Linked DNA regions of Homo sapiens: region 2 is linked to region 1. The links are chromatin loops, found by intact Hi-C in ENCODE. Cell type or tissue: transverse colon. All regions are shown on one strand. Links, peaks and the distances in the headings refer to the core of each region. The heading gives the core; the rest is flanking DNA.

Evidence for each region. Peaks named below come from ENCODE experiments on the same cell type or tissue, not always from the same donor. Only the 100,000 strongest peaks of a DNase experiment are listed, where the experiment ranks them.
Region 2: a loop joins it to region 1, with 12 times the contacts of the local background. A loop is called at or near these places in 9 of 110 quality-filtered maps.

Annotation. Positions count from the first base shown.
Region 1 is chr22:23,124,262-23,132,261 of GRCh38, reverse strand. The region is part of intron 4 of RSPH14 (radial spoke head 14 homolog); the gene reads left to right. It overlaps GNAZ (G protein subunit alpha z), which reads right to left. Exons shown (of 3, transcript NM_002073.4): 3 at 7,230-8,000. Among named protein-coding and RNA genes, the nearest start is that of RSPH14, 14 kb to the left of the region's middle. RefSeq lists enhancers at 3,543-3,822, 3,679-4,266, 4,267-4,856, 5,221-6,098. In transverse colon, for the core only: a CTCF peak has its summit at 3,657 (motif pointing right); a DNase peak (open chromatin) is centred at 3,685.
Region 2 is chr22:22,583,304-22,592,372 of GRCh38, reverse strand. It overlaps IGL and IGLV2-33. Among named protein-coding and RNA genes, the nearest start is that of LL22NC03-63E9.3, 28 kb to the right of the region's middle. RefSeq lists a silencer at 5,141-5,435. In transverse colon, for the core only: a CTCF peak has its summit at 5,262 (motif pointing left); a DNase peak (open chromatin) is centred at 5,242; H3K27me3 peaks cover 4,477 bases.

The sequences.
Region 1 (8,000 bases), core at 1-8,000:
GACAAACAGATATTGTAGCCCAGGAGTCAGATGAACCTGGGTTCCCTCTGCCCTTCCCCTCACTCCCCGTGTGCCCTGGACAGGTTATTTCCCATGTCTAAAGTACCTGCCTCAGAGGCCAGAAATGAGGTTGAAGTGGAAACACTGGCCTGGTGTATAGCTCAGCGTCCTGCCCAAGGATGGAGTGCAAACATTCAAGGCCAGGCGTGAGCATTCCCTGGGTTAAGGCTCAGAGAGAAATGACTACGGGATCAGGTGCAGATAGGCAGGCCCAACAGAGCAGAGCCTGTGAGGGTCTAGGATTGTTGCTTGGCTCCTGAAGCACATCTTCTTCCAGCTGATCTGGCCTGGGAGTTGAGCACACTAGGCCTGTGGTTTTTTAAAAACACCACCGTGCCCCTGGTCCTCTCCCAGGCCACCAGGAGCAGTCTCTGGGGGTGGGGCCCTGCACACATATTTCTGAAAATGCACCTTGAATGACAGTCATGCATGCCCCAGGGTTGAGAGCCCCTGGGGTATTAGGGTGATCCATGGGGGACCAGTGCTGGGTTGAGCTAAATTAATGCCCTGTGCTCACCATGCAGGAACCTGAGGAATAAGCGAGGGTCTAGTCCCCTCATTCTTGGAGTGTGGAGACAGGGGACTTGCTGCTCTCAACCAGTCCTCTTACAATGATTGTGACCTATTTAAAGCATTCAGAGAAGTACAGAGATGGTGATAAGGAACATTGGATACCACCAGCCAGCTTTGCCAAATCTTTACATTCTATATCCATATTTTATACTTGCTTGAAATTTTTATTTGAAGAAATCATAGGTACAGTCCAAGCACCCTGTGAACCTCCCCCCACCCAGAGCACTCTTCCTCCTGCCTTTCCTTGAGCTACTAATAATCTGGTGACTATGTCCCCAAAATGCATATCTTTATATTTTACCACAGATATAATTACATATGGACGATATATAATCTTGTTTTGCATGTTTTAAAACTATGTAAGTGGATCTTGCTGTATGTATCCCTCTGTTACTTCCAAAACCTTAAAAAACCTAAATAACATTAGAGATTTATAGAAATTTTGAGATGAATCCATGTTGCGCCACTGGCTGTATTTCATTCATTTCCATCACTGCACACTGTTCCGGTGTTTGAATGTATCATGATACACTCACCCATCCCAGGCTGGCAGGCTTGTTGGTTGTTTGTACTCCTGTACTGCAAAAGGACTGTGCCATGGCTGTTCCTGCCCAGGGCTTCCTGGTACCCTGGAAGGAGAGTCCCCTAGAGCATCTGCCAGGGAGGGCATCGCTGGGCCAGGGAGAATGTGTTTGCCTTCAGCTTTGCTGGATATTGCAACTGCTTCCAGCCCAGCCTCTGGCCTCCAGAGAGCCCGGGGCATATCCCAGCCTGATGGATGTGCTATGGTGTTTCACTGTGATATGGCTTTACTGTCCCTGTCCTGGTGAGAGGAAACATCTTCCCTCTGCCTGACACCTCATCAGATTCCTCTCCTGCCCAGTGCCTCTGGAGAGAGTGTGTTCATTCTGTTGCCGAGTTGTTTTTCCATTTCTTATTGATTTGAAGGAGTGTGTAATTTATCCTGGATTCCAGCCCTTTGTCGGTTACCTACATTGCAAATATCATTTCAAACCAGGCTGTTTTCTTGGCTTCTCACTGTGCCTTTGTTGATTCACTGGTGCAGCAGTCTTTCTTTCCTTCTTTCCTTCTTTCTCTTTCTTTCTTTCTTTCTTTCTTTCTTTCTTTCTTTTTCTTTCCTTCTTTCTTTCTCTTTTCTTTTTCTTTTTTTTTTGAGACAGAGTCTCACTCTGTCGCCCAGGCTGGAGTGCACTGGTGCAGTCTCAGCTCACTGCAACCTCCACCTCCCGGGTTCATGCCATTCTCCTGCCTCAGCCTCCCGAGTAGCTGGGACTACAGGCACCCGCCACCATGCCCGGCTGATTTTTTGTATTTTTAGTAGAAACGGGGTTTCACCGTGTTAGCCAGGATGGTCTCGATCTCCTGACCTCATGATCCGCCTGCCTCGGCCTCCCAAAGTGCTGGGATTACAGGCGTGAGCCACCATGCCCGGCCTTCTTTTTCTTTTTCTTTCTTTCTTTCTTTCTTTCTTTCTTTCTTTCTTTCTTTCTTTCTTTCTTTCTTTCTTTCTTTCTTTCTTTCTTCCTTTCTTTCTTTCTTTCTTTCTTTTTCTTTCTCTTTCTTTCTCTCCCTTCCCTTTCTTTCTTTCCTTCTTTTCCTTCCTTTCTTTCTCTTTCTCTCTTTGTCTCTTTCTCTTTCTTCCTCTCTCTTTCTTTCTCCTTCTTTCCTTCCTTCCTTCCTTCTTTTCTGAGATGCAGTCTCACTCTGTCACCCAGGCTGTACTGTAGTGGCATGGTCTCAGCTCACTGCAAACTCCACCTCCCAGGTTCAAGTGATTCTCCTGACTCAGCCTCCCGAGTAGCTGGGACTACAGGCGTGTGCCACCATGCCCAGCTAATTTTTGTATTTGTAGTAGAGACGGGGTTTCACTATGTTGACCAGGCTGGTCTTGAACTCCTGACCTCACGATCCTCCTGCCTCGGCCTCCCAAAGTGCTGGGATTACAGGCGTGAGCCACCATGCCCAGCCTTAGCAGTTTTTCATTTGAATAATGAAGTCAATTTCATGATTTTTTTTCCCTCTGGCCTTTTTTTTTTTTGAGTGCCGTGTAAGATAATCTTTCTTTACCCTGACTCATGAAGATATTCTGCCATATTTTCTTCTAAAATGTACGAGTTTGCTTTTCCCCATCTCCTCCCCTTGTCTTTTTCTGCCATCCACCAACACTGGGCGCACCATTAGGAGTAGGGGGCTGTGGTACTGACAAGCTCACGAACAGAAGCCTCAGTGAGGGTCAGGGTGGGGAGCCTCGGCCCTTCATCGCGGGGTTTACTGAGTGCTGCTCATGATCTGTGAAGGGCCCAGAAGGGAGGCCTGGGACACCGGGTATGCAGGGGACAGTTGGACAATGAGCAGAGGGAGGAAGGGAAGGAGGCAATGTGGCAGACGCCCAGGAGATCTGTTCTGGGGGTACACTGAGTGTCGTGGCCTCTGGATTAGCGAGTGTGACTGTGCCCCAGGTGGTGTCCTTCATGGGCCTCTGGGTGGGGGGCCTGGGGGGTGGCGAGGGCATCTATTTCAGTGGCTCTGTTCTTACCAGCGTGTGACCTTGGGCAGTACCATCACCTGTGGGAACGTGGGTGTCACCTGTGTGGCTTAGCTGGGACAGTCTCTGAGCAGGGCTTAGCTGGCTCCCAGTGAATGCTGGTGGCCATTGGTATGGTTTCCTATCAGTGGCCACACTGGAAGGCCGTTTTCACCATGGCACCCTCTGCACCTGGCAGGGCGCCTGGCATGTGGCTAGCGCTCAACAAATATTGGCTGTTTAGTAGGTTTTATGTCATACTTTAAAGGATCAATTGCTGGTTGTCTTCTTGCTACAGTTCACTTACCTGCTTGCTCATTCCTTCATTCATTTGACAGTATGTGTTGGGCCCCTGTTTTGTTCTGGCCACCGTGCCTCAGTTTCTTCCCCTGTGTCATGGGTGTCTGGGAGAGTGGTTTCAGAATCCTTGCTCTGGCCAAGTCTGACTTGCATGATTTCCCAGAGTAACCAGGAGGGGGCACCCCAGGACTGAGGATTGTCCCAAGTGGGCCCTGGCCCTGCAGGGGCCCTGGGCCCAAGCTGCTGCGCTCACCCACACGCATTCCTCTAAGTTCCTTCCAGGCTGGCTACTCATGCGCCGTGGTGGTGCCGTGTCAGGAGAGGAGAAAATAGGATTGTAGAGACAGATGTCACACACAGGCTGCCAGCCCAGGCTCCCTGCCAGCTGGGCCCTGAGTGATGCACAGGGTCTGCTTCTGCTCCCCAGCCCGATGAGAGGGGGAGGCCTGGCAGGCCAGGAACCAAGAGGCCAGAGTGTCCCTATCGGTGACCATCATTCCTGCTAAGTCCAGGAATGGAGTAGAACCCCATGAGAAAACAGGTTTCATTTTTGTGGGAGAGAGAGTTCTGTGGCTGAAATTGACAATTCTTCTCTAACCAGATTTTGGGGTGCAGTTGAACAGCTCAGGGTCCCCCGGAAGTATCCCTCTACCATCCCACTGGTCCTGACTGGGCACACCTGTGAGTCTGTTCTGGCCCTGCCTCCAGTCTCCCTCTCCTTGTGCCAGGCTCTGAGACCCCAGCCCAGCTTTAGCAGCAGCATGATGGGGCCTGTTCTGACCCTGACTCCACACGTGTGCAGCCCGGGGGTGGAGATGGATGACCCTCCCAGCCCGGAGGAGAGCACCAGCCCGAGAGGAGGAGGGAGGCAGCAAGGATGCGCCTGGGCCCTGCCTCTGGAAATTGGCTCCGTGACCTTGGAAAGGAGAACTGGGCTTGGGAAGGGGAGGGTGCCGCGGGTGAAATGTCTGGATGCAGTTTGATCCAAGTCATTTGGGGGTTCAGGGGACATCCCTGGAGTCATAGCATCTAAGCTAGGGAGAAATCTGGGGGTCTACAGCTATACCACCCAGAATGCACCCAATGTCATCTGAACCCCAGGTACGTGGGCTGCTGGAGAAGCAAAGTAGGTGCTCCCACTGCAGTGAGCCGTATGTCTCATTCCAGGCTAGTGGCCTTGGGTGGGCCACCACTGCACCCTGTCCCTCTTCAGCAGCCACCCGTGGACACCCAGCTTCCTTCGATGGACCCAGAGCAGCCTCCTCCTCCTCCTCCCCTTGATGCCACAGGGTGAGGGGTGGAGGCCAGCTGCCCTAGAGGAGCAGGCCCTTTTCTGTCTTGCCTGCCCTCAGGGCAGGGTGCACCAGAACCCCAGGCACATCCTCAGCCTGACAGTCTTTGGTGGGTAGTTGTACCCCATTCCTGGACTTAGCAGGAATGATGGTCACTGATAGGGACACTCTGGCCTCTTGGTTCCCGGCCTGTCAGGCATCCCCATCTCGTCAGGCTCATCTGGGTGAGGTGAGCTCATCCAGGGTGAGGTCCAGCCTCAGTGTTGCCTCAAGTCCTCATGGTGCAGTGCAGCCCTTCCTGGCACTGTCCCCTGAGCCAGATGGACCATTTGTTCTGGAGGGCTGACGTTGGAAGTAGGGTGCCAGGGCCTGTTGCCACTGTGGGGATCTGGGGAATGTGGACAGAGTAAAGCCCCTCAGGTCCTGGCCTGGTGGGGTCACATTGTGTGATGCTGATAAGTCATCGCCTCTCCTGGTCTCTGCTTCCACTTCTGTAGAATGGAATCAAGCATCTTGGCCTCCCATGAGTGTGCCCCCCAGTGAGCAGTCACTGAGGAGAGCTGGGATTATCGTGACCACTGTTGTTGACCCATTGCACCACCAGGGTGACCACGTGGGCTATAGGTGAGGATGGCAATATCCCACAGGGAGCCACATGATGGTGGGTCCTGGGAAAGGAGGCTGGGGCTGCGTGAAGTAGGACAAGGCGGGATTAGTCACCTGCAGTGGGCAGGGCTGGCCCAGCCATCCCCAGGTCCTCCCCTTCAGGCACCCTGCCACCTACTCTAGCCTCCTCTCACCAGCAACCTTGGTGAGTCCTGGTGCTTACCTCCCGTTGGCTAAGACTCCTGGACCATCCCAGCTCAGCATGCGCCTTCTCCATGGGGCATTGTTTGGAGGAATGAGGTGGGTCAGAGGCGCTGGCCTTGAGCTGCTCAATGGAGTTTCCAACACCCCTTCCCACTCGACCCTGGAGCCCTGACAGATGGAATGCAGGGAAGGAGGAGACTTCCAAGAAGCTGCCCAGGTGACTTTGAGCTGTGAGGATGGGGAAGGACATGCTAGGCAAAGGGATCATTGGGGGCAAGAGCGGAACAAGGCAGGCTCAGGAGGAGAACCAGTGCAGGTGAACTGCAGGGGAGGACGGGGCCAGAGAGGTCGACAGCGCCTGAGGTTTCTCTGCAGCCTATGGGGGAACTGGAGACTCCTGGCTAGGTTCTGGGAACCGGGAGAAACCTCCCTCCAGGGAAGGCCTCCTCTGATCTTTGCACACATTAGGAAGGGAGGCTCAATCCCTTTCTCCCTTTAGCCATGTATTTTTAGATTAAAGATGCTCACGGCGAAATTACTGCTCTTTTCACAGTTGGCATTAAAAGCACAAAATAAGTCTCAACGATTTTAAGTCACACGTTATTTCTTCAGAAACAAAAGCCCCTCTGGGTTCTGGCTGTTTGGTGACGTAGGAAGGTGTGAAGGGAGTCCCTGCGTGGGCTTAGGAGTAGGGATGGGGCGGTGACAGCACCAGGGCTGCGTGCGTATCTGCGCGTGTGTGCATGTGCTTGTGTGCATGCATGCGTGTGTGTGCCTGCCGACCCCCCACTTTGCTTGAGGTCCTGCTTTGAGGAGGAGGCTGCAGGGTGGTTCTGTGCTGCTCCCTGTAGGCTTCCATCCTGTGCAGGTGCCAAGCCAGGCAAGGACTCCAGCAGGAGGAAAGATCAGCGTCTCTGCTCCTCCAGTGGGAGCAACAGCTCCCTGGCCTGGTGAATCCTGGCTTGACTGCTCCCTGACCTCAGGCACCTTTCCTCATCTGTAAAATGGGCACCTCTGGCAACCTGCTGAGGTGGGGTGTTACATAAAATCATTAGTAAGGAGCCCGGCTCCGTGCCTGGTTCGCAGCAGGCCCTCGGTGAATGCACTCCGTTGACTTCTGATCGGCACTTTTCCACTATATCCAGATACCTCTAACCACACAAGCCAGTCAGCGAGCACTGCATGCTCAGGGACCCCTCCTCTCCAAAACCCTACAAGGTTTGCCCTACACTACTGGGGGCACAGGAACCCTCCAGGCCCTCAGGGCACCTCTTCCACTCTGCAGGATGACTCTGACATTGGCTGAGGTGTCCACATGGTGGGAGGGGTCCAGGGTATGGCACAGCCTGGGTCAGTGTTGGGTGGGGTCTTGGGGGCAGCGGGAGGGGCAGGAGTCATCATCACCCCCAGACCTCCACACCAGGACTGCATGGACCTGGCAGGTTTCCCCTCTTTGCAGTTTCTTTCCTCTCGTGATGTTTATTTGTGATGTTCATTGCAAAATGACTCTACCTAAATGTGTGGAGGTATAGGGGTGGGGTTTGGAATATGGGACCTCAGAATGGAGGTGTCCCCGGCTGCCCTTCCAGATGGCACCAAGTCCAGCCACAGGTCAGCTACACACATAGCACACTGGGACAATGCTGGGCTCCATTCAGGGTATTTTATTTTCTTAAAGTAGACAACCTTTGACTTTCATCCAATCCCCAGCTTCTCTTTCCCCCGTACATCTCTTCACGTCCTTGGCTGTGATTCCGCACACTGACCTCGGACACACAGCTACTGCACGGAGAGAGGGAGGGAGATCTGGCAAGGGCTCCGGCAGTGCCTCTCCTCTCCATGGCGCAGTTCGTATTTACACACGGCCCTTGGCGAACGTCCTTTCAACGCAGTTGCCCATAGGCCCTGGGACAGGAAGGCCCAGATCAGGGTCCCAGCAGGGCCTCCCTCAGGCCACAACGCTGGCTGTGCCTTCACAGGAGTCAGAGCATTTCCAGCCAGTCTCAGGCGCGGGGCATGCTGGGACCAGGGGCACCACCCCTTGCTCCCCTTCCTTCACTCAGCAAAGCCACAAATAATTTACTCTTTAAATACCAAGACACTTAGCTATTGTTCATTTGCTCCCAGGTGAAAGAACCTTCTTTAAATATGTCGTGTTTATTTTCTTAAATAAAAACAAAGCAGAAAACCCCACCATTAACAAGAGGACACTGCAGAGGCTTATGTACAACACGTGTCCCGCGAGGCTGGCGCAGGACTGCCACTCACTCCAAAATTTCTTTGGAGCAGAGAGACAGATCGTCCAGATAACAACTTTTACACTCAGCAAGCCAGACACAAAAAAGACCACCTGAAAAAAAATATGTTTTGAAAATCTGCATTTAAAAAAGAATACTCAACTGCATTTGAAATTTTCTGGA
Region 2 (9,069 bases), core at 645-8,644, 540 kb after region 1:
AGATGGAGCCACTGCACTCCAGCCTGGGCTACCGATTGAGAACCTATTTTTTTTTTTTTTTTTAGATTGCCCACTCTGAGTCTACTTAAGCTTAGAAGTCCTAGATCCAGTTAGCACCTGTGTGTCAAATGCCATGTTTATCTCCTGGTGCATTATGACCAGGGGAGAATGCACCATTGGCAGGTGCTTCAGAAGAAAATAGGCCAGGGCTGCTGCAAGCCCTCCTGGTGAGTCAGCGAGAATATGCAGTGGGTGTGTGCTACATAGGGACCAACAGGCACAGAACACACGCTGCTGTTCCCAGCTCCAGGACAGCTCAGACAACTAAAGAACCTGCCTTCAGCTGGTGGCTGCCTACCCTGTAAGCAGTGTCCACATGGTGCTTGGGCAACACAGTTGATGGGGAATGAAAAGCAAAAGACACTTGGGATTTGAGTCTATTTCTTTATAATCTGAGATTTTCATTTCATGGCGATTTAGAGAACCAAAAATAGCATCTCTCCCAGAACGGAATCATTTGTCACAAGCTATTATCAAATATGCCCTTCAAATTGTGTCCAAATTTGTCCAGATGTTTTCAAATTATGCTTAACAAGCAAATTAAGATACCATTAATATTGTGTGTATCACCAACGTGCTCTTAAACCATCACTCATGTAATGCTCCAGGGCCATGCACTTCAGTCTGAATTTGAGGACAGGGGCAGGGAGGGATCTGTGCATGAGCACAGGAGTGACCGTTGCTCATCTTCTCATCCACAGACATACGAATCTGTCCACAAGTGACAGGGACTGAATTGCTTAAACTGCAAGCTCCAGGTTACTGTAATCAGAGGCCACATTTGGTATTGCACTCCAGTAAGTATGTAGTTGTGACTTCTGATGATCTTTAGAGCTATTTTAGGTCATTCTTTATGAAAAAAAATCCTCATCTTCTCAGAATGCAAGATGGATTGCAAACACTGCATATTTAATAGGAAAAACAGGGAAACAGCAGGAGAGACGAGTGGAGAGAAAGCACAGCTATTTTTATAGTGGCAGAAAGGATAGGCATGTTACAGATGCTATGTCAAGGAGCAACAACTCTCCTATTCCTGCATGGCCCAGGTGAAACAGCTGCTATAAGTCCAATGAAAACAGAGTCTAGAAAAGCATTTGGTAAAGATCCTCTACTCCATACCTAAGCTTTGACTAATTACACATAGAAAGACCAAGGAACCTGTTCAAATTTAAAATGCTCTGATAAAAGTAACTAATTGCTCAGTTTCACAGTAGCATGACATTTGGAAGCTATGTAGCTAAACTAGGCTGGGGTTAAAAAAAATTAAATCGCGGTTATTAAGAAGTCAATATGGAAAGAAAAAGTCTGAAAACACTCCTAGTTCAAATTGTACCCATTTTCAGTGGTAAAACTCAGGATAGGGTTTACCTCCGATTTACCTGATAACCAATGTGACTGAGCTGCCAAGACAGCTCTGGACATGGGGCAGAGGCCCTTTATCCTGTCCCTGCTGTGAATGCCCCTTCTTGCCATCCCTCCAGGTAGGTCTGAGTGCACCCCCAGGGTCCTGTGCTGGTCCCACTGCTCCATGGTGCCTTCCCTCTGACACTGGGATGCTACCCACTGTGGGGAGCTCCCCTTTTCCCTGACTTCATCTACATCTGCCAAAGAGGTTAGGGACAGTAGAAGCCCCCTCAGGCTGGGCCTGGCCACCTGCTCTGGCCTCTGAATGCAGCCCCGCCTGACAGCTTGGCTGCAATTTCATGAGGAGCCCAGAGTCAGAACCACCAAACTAAGCAGCTCTCAGATTCTTGATGCAAGAAAACTACAAGATCACAAATACATTAATATGGTTTGGCTCTGTGTCTCCACCCAAATCTCTTCTCAAATTGTAATCCCCATGTGTTGAAGGAGGGACTTGTAATCCCCATATGTTGAGGGACGGAAGGGATTGGATCATGGGGGCAGTTTTCCCCTTGCTGTTCTCGTGATGGGTAGGGAGTTACCATGAGAGCTGATGGTTTTAAAAGTGTCTGGGGCCAGGCACAATGGCTTGCGCCTGTAATCCCAGCACCTTGGGAGGCCTAGGTGTGCAAATCACTTGAGGTCAGGAGTTCGAGACCAGCCTGGTCAACATGGTAAAACCCCATCTCTACTAAAAATATAAAAATTAGTCGGTCTTGGTGACGCATGCCTGTAATAACAGCTACTCGGAGACTGAGGTAGGAGGATCACTTGAACCTGGGAGGCAGAAGCTGCAGTGAGCCGAGAGCACGCCACTGCACTCTAGCCTGGGCAACAGAGTGAGACTCCATCTCAAAAAAAAAAGTATTTGGAAGTTCACCCTCCCCAGCTCTTCTCACCTGCCACCTTGTGAACAAAGTTCTTGCTTCTCCTTTGCCTTCTACCATGATTGTAAGTTTCCTGAGGCCTCCCCAGCCATGTGGAACTGTGAGCCAGTTAAACCTCTTTCTTTTATAAATAAGGTATTTCTTTATAGCAGTGCGAAAACAGATTAATGCATATGTGTTCTCATTAAGAATATGTTAATTTTAGGAGTAATTTTTATGCAACAATAGACAACTAAGGCACTTTATGTTTACTAGAATCTATTTAATTCAGGTTCATGAACTCTAAACTACAATAATAACTATGTTTAAAGATTGGCTCACAAAATTCCAGAGAATTTAAATACTGGACTCTGGATATGTCTGAATATTTTTAAAATTTTTAATTCTCACAGTCTGTCGATTAATCAGGATTCCAGCTAGAAATTGATGATTTCCCCAGAAAAATTAGATATATTTGATGCCCATGAGAAAGAGTGGGTGTGTTCAGCTCAACTCTTCCCTGTGGAGCCATTTTGGAAACTTCCATACTATGGGGAGATTGTCCACCTGTAGGGTGTTTCCAGGACAGGGACTCAGTGATGTGAGAGGAGGAGGATCCTGAGAGGGCACCAAGTCTGTCACTCAAATACTCCCTAGCTCGGCAACCTGAGATATTAGGGCAAACAGGATGGACCCTACACACACACACACACACACACACACACACACACACACACACACTTCTTCCTCTTTGTTTTCATTGCTTTAAAACATCTTTGGAGCTTTACACAGTGGTTACTGCTTCCACAAAAGATGTACATGAATAACCCAGCAAGGTGGGCTATCTTCACTAGAGTGGGGTGTTCACAGAGCAGTGGTCCTTTATCATTGAAGAGGACGTCATTTCTGAAGAACTGAATCCAGGCTGTGCTACACAATGTGGGAAGTGGAGGCATTCGACGTAAGGATTTACATTGACGACTTTAGTGCATACAAAAATAAAAATAAATAATAAAGTGAGGATCATCCGGAGAAGTATGGGGACTGCACTAGGCAGGCATTTCCCTGCCGGTATGTACTTCCTGTTAAAGAGCTAGAAGTAGTTTCCAATTCAGAGAGGACATCCGTCATACGAGTGAAGAAGAAGCTGTCATATCCCGGAGAGTAAACAAGAGAGGAGGTTTCCTTTGGGAATTGATGGAAAAGGAGAGGAGCTGACAGAGAAGTGAATTCTCAAGGCCCTGTTGCAGGAAGCCCCTGGCACAGGGTGAGGAAGCATCTTCAGAGCAAAGACAGAGCCTGAGAGCCCAGGGCAGGTTTTGGTCTCAGTTCCCTAGGAACTTGGACCACTATGGAAAGTGTAACTACTTGAATATAAGCTGCAGTGATAATTAGCCTCAACCTCGGACTTGAGCCCAGAGATGGTCAGGGAAGCCATGTTGCCAGACTTGGAGCCTGAGAAGAGGTCAGAGATCCCTGAAGGCCGAGTATTGACATTGTAAATCAGGAGTCTGGAGGTAGTGCTGAGACGCTTTTGGTACCAGAAGACATGATCATAATCCCCAACGTCACTGCTGGTTCCAGTGCAGGAGATGGTGACCGACTGTCCAGGAGCCCCGGACACAAAAGGAGGCTGAGTCAGGGCAGATTGGGCCCAGGACCCTGGAAAGAGGGAGAAACACACTCTACTGGGTCAGTACTGGGTCCAGTGACCCTGAGGAGCAGGAGCAGAAGACCAAGCATCAGCTCAGAGGTCCCCAAGGCCATTTCCCTGGAGGTGTCACCTGTGCCCTGAGTGAGGAGGGTGAGGAGGAGCAGAGCCCAGGCCATGGTGGAGATGTCCCGAGAGCGCTGCCTTGAGACCCCAGCACCGGGCCTGCCTCTAGCCCTGTCTTATCCCCCCGCCTCAGAGGAGGGCAGGGCCTCCATGCAAATCTGTGTCCTGAGCTCCTCTCCTCACCCCACCCTCACCTGGGCCTGGGCTCAGAGACTTCTGCTTCCCTGTGAGGCTCAGCTGAGGGTATTAATCCAGCCTAGGCATGGATTTCCTGAGACTGAACCCATGAGAGTGCCCAGGACATCAGGCCAGTCCAGAGATATCCTAACCCTCACTATTGCAGGAGCTCCAGGCTGAGGAAACCAGGACTTCTCCTTTGTGCTGTGAGGGATGAATGTGAGGACAGGCTGCTCCCAGGCCGGGTGGGAAAGTTCAATCACTCCTCCTCCCAGAGACTTCAGACAGTGCTGGAACTTCTCATTTCCCTCATCCCCTGCCCAACCATCTTGGTCCTCTCAGCTAAGGTGGGTTCTAAGCACTGCTACATCCCCTGCCCCTGCAGTGGTTTAAAGCTGGGGCCTGACATGTTGAACTAGGACCATTAATGGTGCTTCTAAAAAGGAATTCACTGGGCCACAACAGATTTGGAGCACTGCTTCCCAGTACCTTTAGAGATATTCAAGGGTAAGTAGCTCTTGGGATTTCTTTTTTTTTTTTAATGGCTTTTTATTAATGAGCAGCTGTTCATAGTTAATCATAAAGTCACATTCTTTTTTTTGAGATTCAGGGACTTTTTTTTTTTTGAGATGGAGTCTCGCGCTGTCACCAGGCTGGAACACGGTGGCGCCATCTCGGCTCACTGCAACCTCCAACTCCCTGGTTCAAGCAGTTCTCCTGCCTCAGGTTCGCGACTAGCTGAGATTACAGGCATAAGCCACCACGCCCAGCTAATTTTTGTATTTTTAGTAGAGACGGGGTTTCACCACGTTGGCCAGGATGGTCTCGATCTTCTGACCTTATGATCCACCCTCCTCAGTCTCCCAAAGTGCTGGGATTACAGGTGTGAGCCACCGCGCCCGGCCGACTCAGGGGCTTCTTAAAGGTCAGGATAAACTTTATCAATCATCTTCTCCAACCTAGTCCCCTGCTGCCCCCTGGTGGCCTCAGATGGTTCATCTCAAGTACCAAGACACAATTCTAAGTGAGAGATAGAAATACCTGGTTTGGTCCCACTCCAACCTGCCTTTTTCTCCTCCCAGCTCAGGACCAGACCCTCGATCCATGCTAATCTTGACCCTTTTCCTCAGACTTTTTCCATGATGAATGTGTCCTCTGCCATACCAGGTGGCTAAGATACTCGTTCTCAGGACCGTTTTGCTTGTGCTAGAATGGCTTTGTCAAAGGTACATGAGGTGTCTTAGCTCCAGGCTGAGAAAATGTTAGATGTAAAATGAACTAACCTCAGTATGAGCACTGGGTGAGAAAAATGGTATGAGAAAAGACCACCTGGGTTCTCAAAATGTCTTCTTACATGCACAGGGTATATTCTCCAGGAGAGAGCTCATGTTTGGTCACAAAACAAGTCTTAAGAAATGTAAGGAGAATTAAATCATTCCAAAAATCTTTTTTTACAACAAGAAATGAATCTGGAAATTAATAACAGTAAAAAAAAATGGAAAAATTCACAAATAGGCAGAAATCAAACATCACATGTTGAACAAGCATTGGGTCAAAGAGGAAAACCAAAGGGAATTTTAAAAATATCTTCAAATGAAAATTAAAACACAGCACACCAAACCTATAGGATGCAGTAAAAGCAGTGCTAAGTGGGAAGTTTATGGAGATAAGCAAACATTAAAAAAGAAGAAAGATCTCAAATAAGCAACCTAAAATTATAACTCAACGAACTAGAAAAAGAGGAACAAACTAAGCCCAAACTTAGCAGAAAAAAATGAAATAATAAAGATTACAGCAGAAATAAATCAAACAGATAATAGAAAAAAACAAAACTAAGAGATGGTTTTCTGAAAAATTAAACGAAGTTGACAAATCCTTAGCTACACTGTGAAAAAAGAGAGAAGACTCAAATAAAATCCAAAATGAAAAAAGGAGCTATTACAACAGATTTCTCAGAAATAAAAAGGCTCACACCTGTAATCCCAACACTTGGGAGACCGAGGCAGGTGGATCTCTGGAGCCCAGGAATTCAAGACCAGCCTGGGCAACACAGTGAGGTCACATCTATACAAAAAAAAGAAGAAAAGAAAGAAAGAAAGAAAGAAAGAAAGAAAGAAAGAAAGAAAGAAAGAAAGAAAGAAAGAAAGAAAGAAAGAAAGAAAGAAAGAAAGAAAGAAAGAAAGAAAGAAAGGGAAAGGAAAGGAAAGAAAGGAAAGAAAGGAAAGAAAGGAAAGAAAGGAAAGAAAGGAAAGAAAGGAAAGAAAGGAAAGAAAGAAAGAAAAAGAAATTATCCAGGCATGGTGGTGCATGCCTGTAGTCCCAGCTACTCAGAAAGCTGAGGTGGGAGGATTACTTGAGCCTGGGAGGTTGTGGCTGCAGTGAGCTGTGGTCAAGCCTCTCCACTCTAGCCTGGGTGACAGAGAAAGACCCTGTCTCAAATAAATAAATAGGATCATAAGGGACTATTTTGAAAAATTATACACCAAGCTAGATAAATTAAAAGACATAAATAAATTCCTAGAAACAGTCAACTTAAAAAAAAAAGCAAATCAATAAAAAATACAAAGCCTGAACATACCAATAACAAAGAAGGAGATTGACTCAATAATCAAAAATATCTCAACAAAGAAAAGCCCAGGACCAGATGGCTTCATAGCTGAATGTTCTACCAAACATTCAAAGATGAGTTAATATTAATTCTTCTTAAAGTCTTCCAAAAAATAGAAAAGGGAACACTTCCAAAATTGTTTTATGAGGTCGGGATCACCCTGATACCAAAACAAAGCAAAGACAACACCAGAAAAGAAAAAAAACTGCAAGCCAGTCTACCTCTGATAAACATTAACAGATATTAAATGCAAAAATTCTCAGTAAAATACTAGCAAACCAAATTCAACAGTATGTTAAGAAGATCATACATCAGGAACAGGTGGGGTTTATCCCTGGATAAAAGGATGATTCCGCATGTGCAAGGATGGTATAGCGCATCCACAGGCTGAAAGATTCACACACACACACACACACACATATGATTATGTCCACAGATGTACAAAAGGCATGTGGCCAAATTCAACATCCATTCATGATTTTAAATGAAGATGAAGAAGGAGGAGGAGGAGGAAAGAAAAAAGAAGAGGAAGAGGAGGAGGAGGAGAAAAGAAAGGAAAAGAAAAGGAAGGAAAGGAAAAAAGGAAAGGAAAAGAAAAGAAAGCAATGGAAAAAAAAGGAAAAGAAAAGAAAAGAACTCTCAACAAAATAGTGATAGGCCGGGCACAGTGGCTCATGCCTGTAGTCCCAGTATTTTGAGAGGCTAAGGCAGGAGGATCGCTTGAGCCCAAGAGTTCAAGACCAGCCTGGGCAACATAGCAAAATTAATCTCTATTATAAAATAAATATTTAAAAAAACAAAAATAAAATGAAATAGGTACAGAAGAAACTTACCACAACACAATAAAAACCATATGTGAAAAGCCCACAACTAACATCATAATCAATGGGAAAAAAACAGAAGCTTTTCCCCTAAGATCCCACACAAGGCAAGATGCCCCCTCTCCACTTATTTTAATTCAACATTGCACTGGAATCCCTAACCAGAGAAATTCGACAAGAAAAAGAAATGAAACGCATCCAAATTGGAAAAGAAGGATTAAAATCCTAATCTTTGTGTGCAGATGACATAAACATAAGTGTAGAAAAACCTAAAGACTCCACAATAACAAAAAGTCTGTTAAAACTAAATTAAGTAAATTTGAAGGATAAAAAAATCAACATACAAAAATTGATGACGTTTCTACACACAGACAGTAAATATATGAAAATAAAATTAAGAAAGCAATCACATTTACAAAAGGAATTAGTACTTAGGAATAAACTTAACGAAGGAGGTGAAAGAGTTTTACACTGGAAATTATAAAACAGTGATGAAGAATGTTAAAGAAGATACAGATAAATATCAAGACATCTCGTGTTTATAAATTGGAAGAACTAATATTCTTAAATGTTCATACTACCTAAAGTGATCTCCAGATTCAATGCTAGACCTATCAATACACAAATGTCATTCTTTATAGAAATAGAAAAAATAGGCCAGGCATGGTGGCTCACACCTGTAATCCCGGCACTTTGAGAGGCCGAGGCAGTGGATCACTTGAGGTCAGGAGTTCTAAACCAGCCTGGCCAACATGGTGAAACCCCGTCTCTACCAAAAATATAAAAAATTAGCCAGGTGTGTTGGCACGTGCCTGTAATTTATCAAAAAGATAAACGATAACAAATGTTGGCAAGGATGTGGACAAAAGAAACTCTTGTACACTGTTGAAAGGAATGTAAACTAAACAGCCATTGTAGAAAATGTATGGGGATTCCTTAAAAAATTAAAAATAGAACTACCATATAATCCAGCAATACCAATTCTGGGCATATCTCAAAACAAAATGAAATCAGAATCTTGAATAGATATCTGTTCTCCCATGTCTTTTGCAACATTATTCACAATAGCCAACACATGGAAACAACCTAAATTTCTGATGACAAATGAATGGATAAAGAAAATGTGGTGCATGCACACACATACATACATACATACACACACATACACACACACAAATATTGCCAAGTTTTAAAAAATAAAGGAAATCCCATCATTTGCAACAACATGGATAAAGCTGGAGGACATTATGTTAACTGATATAAGCCAGAAACAGAAAGGCAAATACTGCATGATCTTATTTGCATGTAGAATCTAAAATATTCAAACTCATAGAACCAGAGAGTAAAATGGTGGGT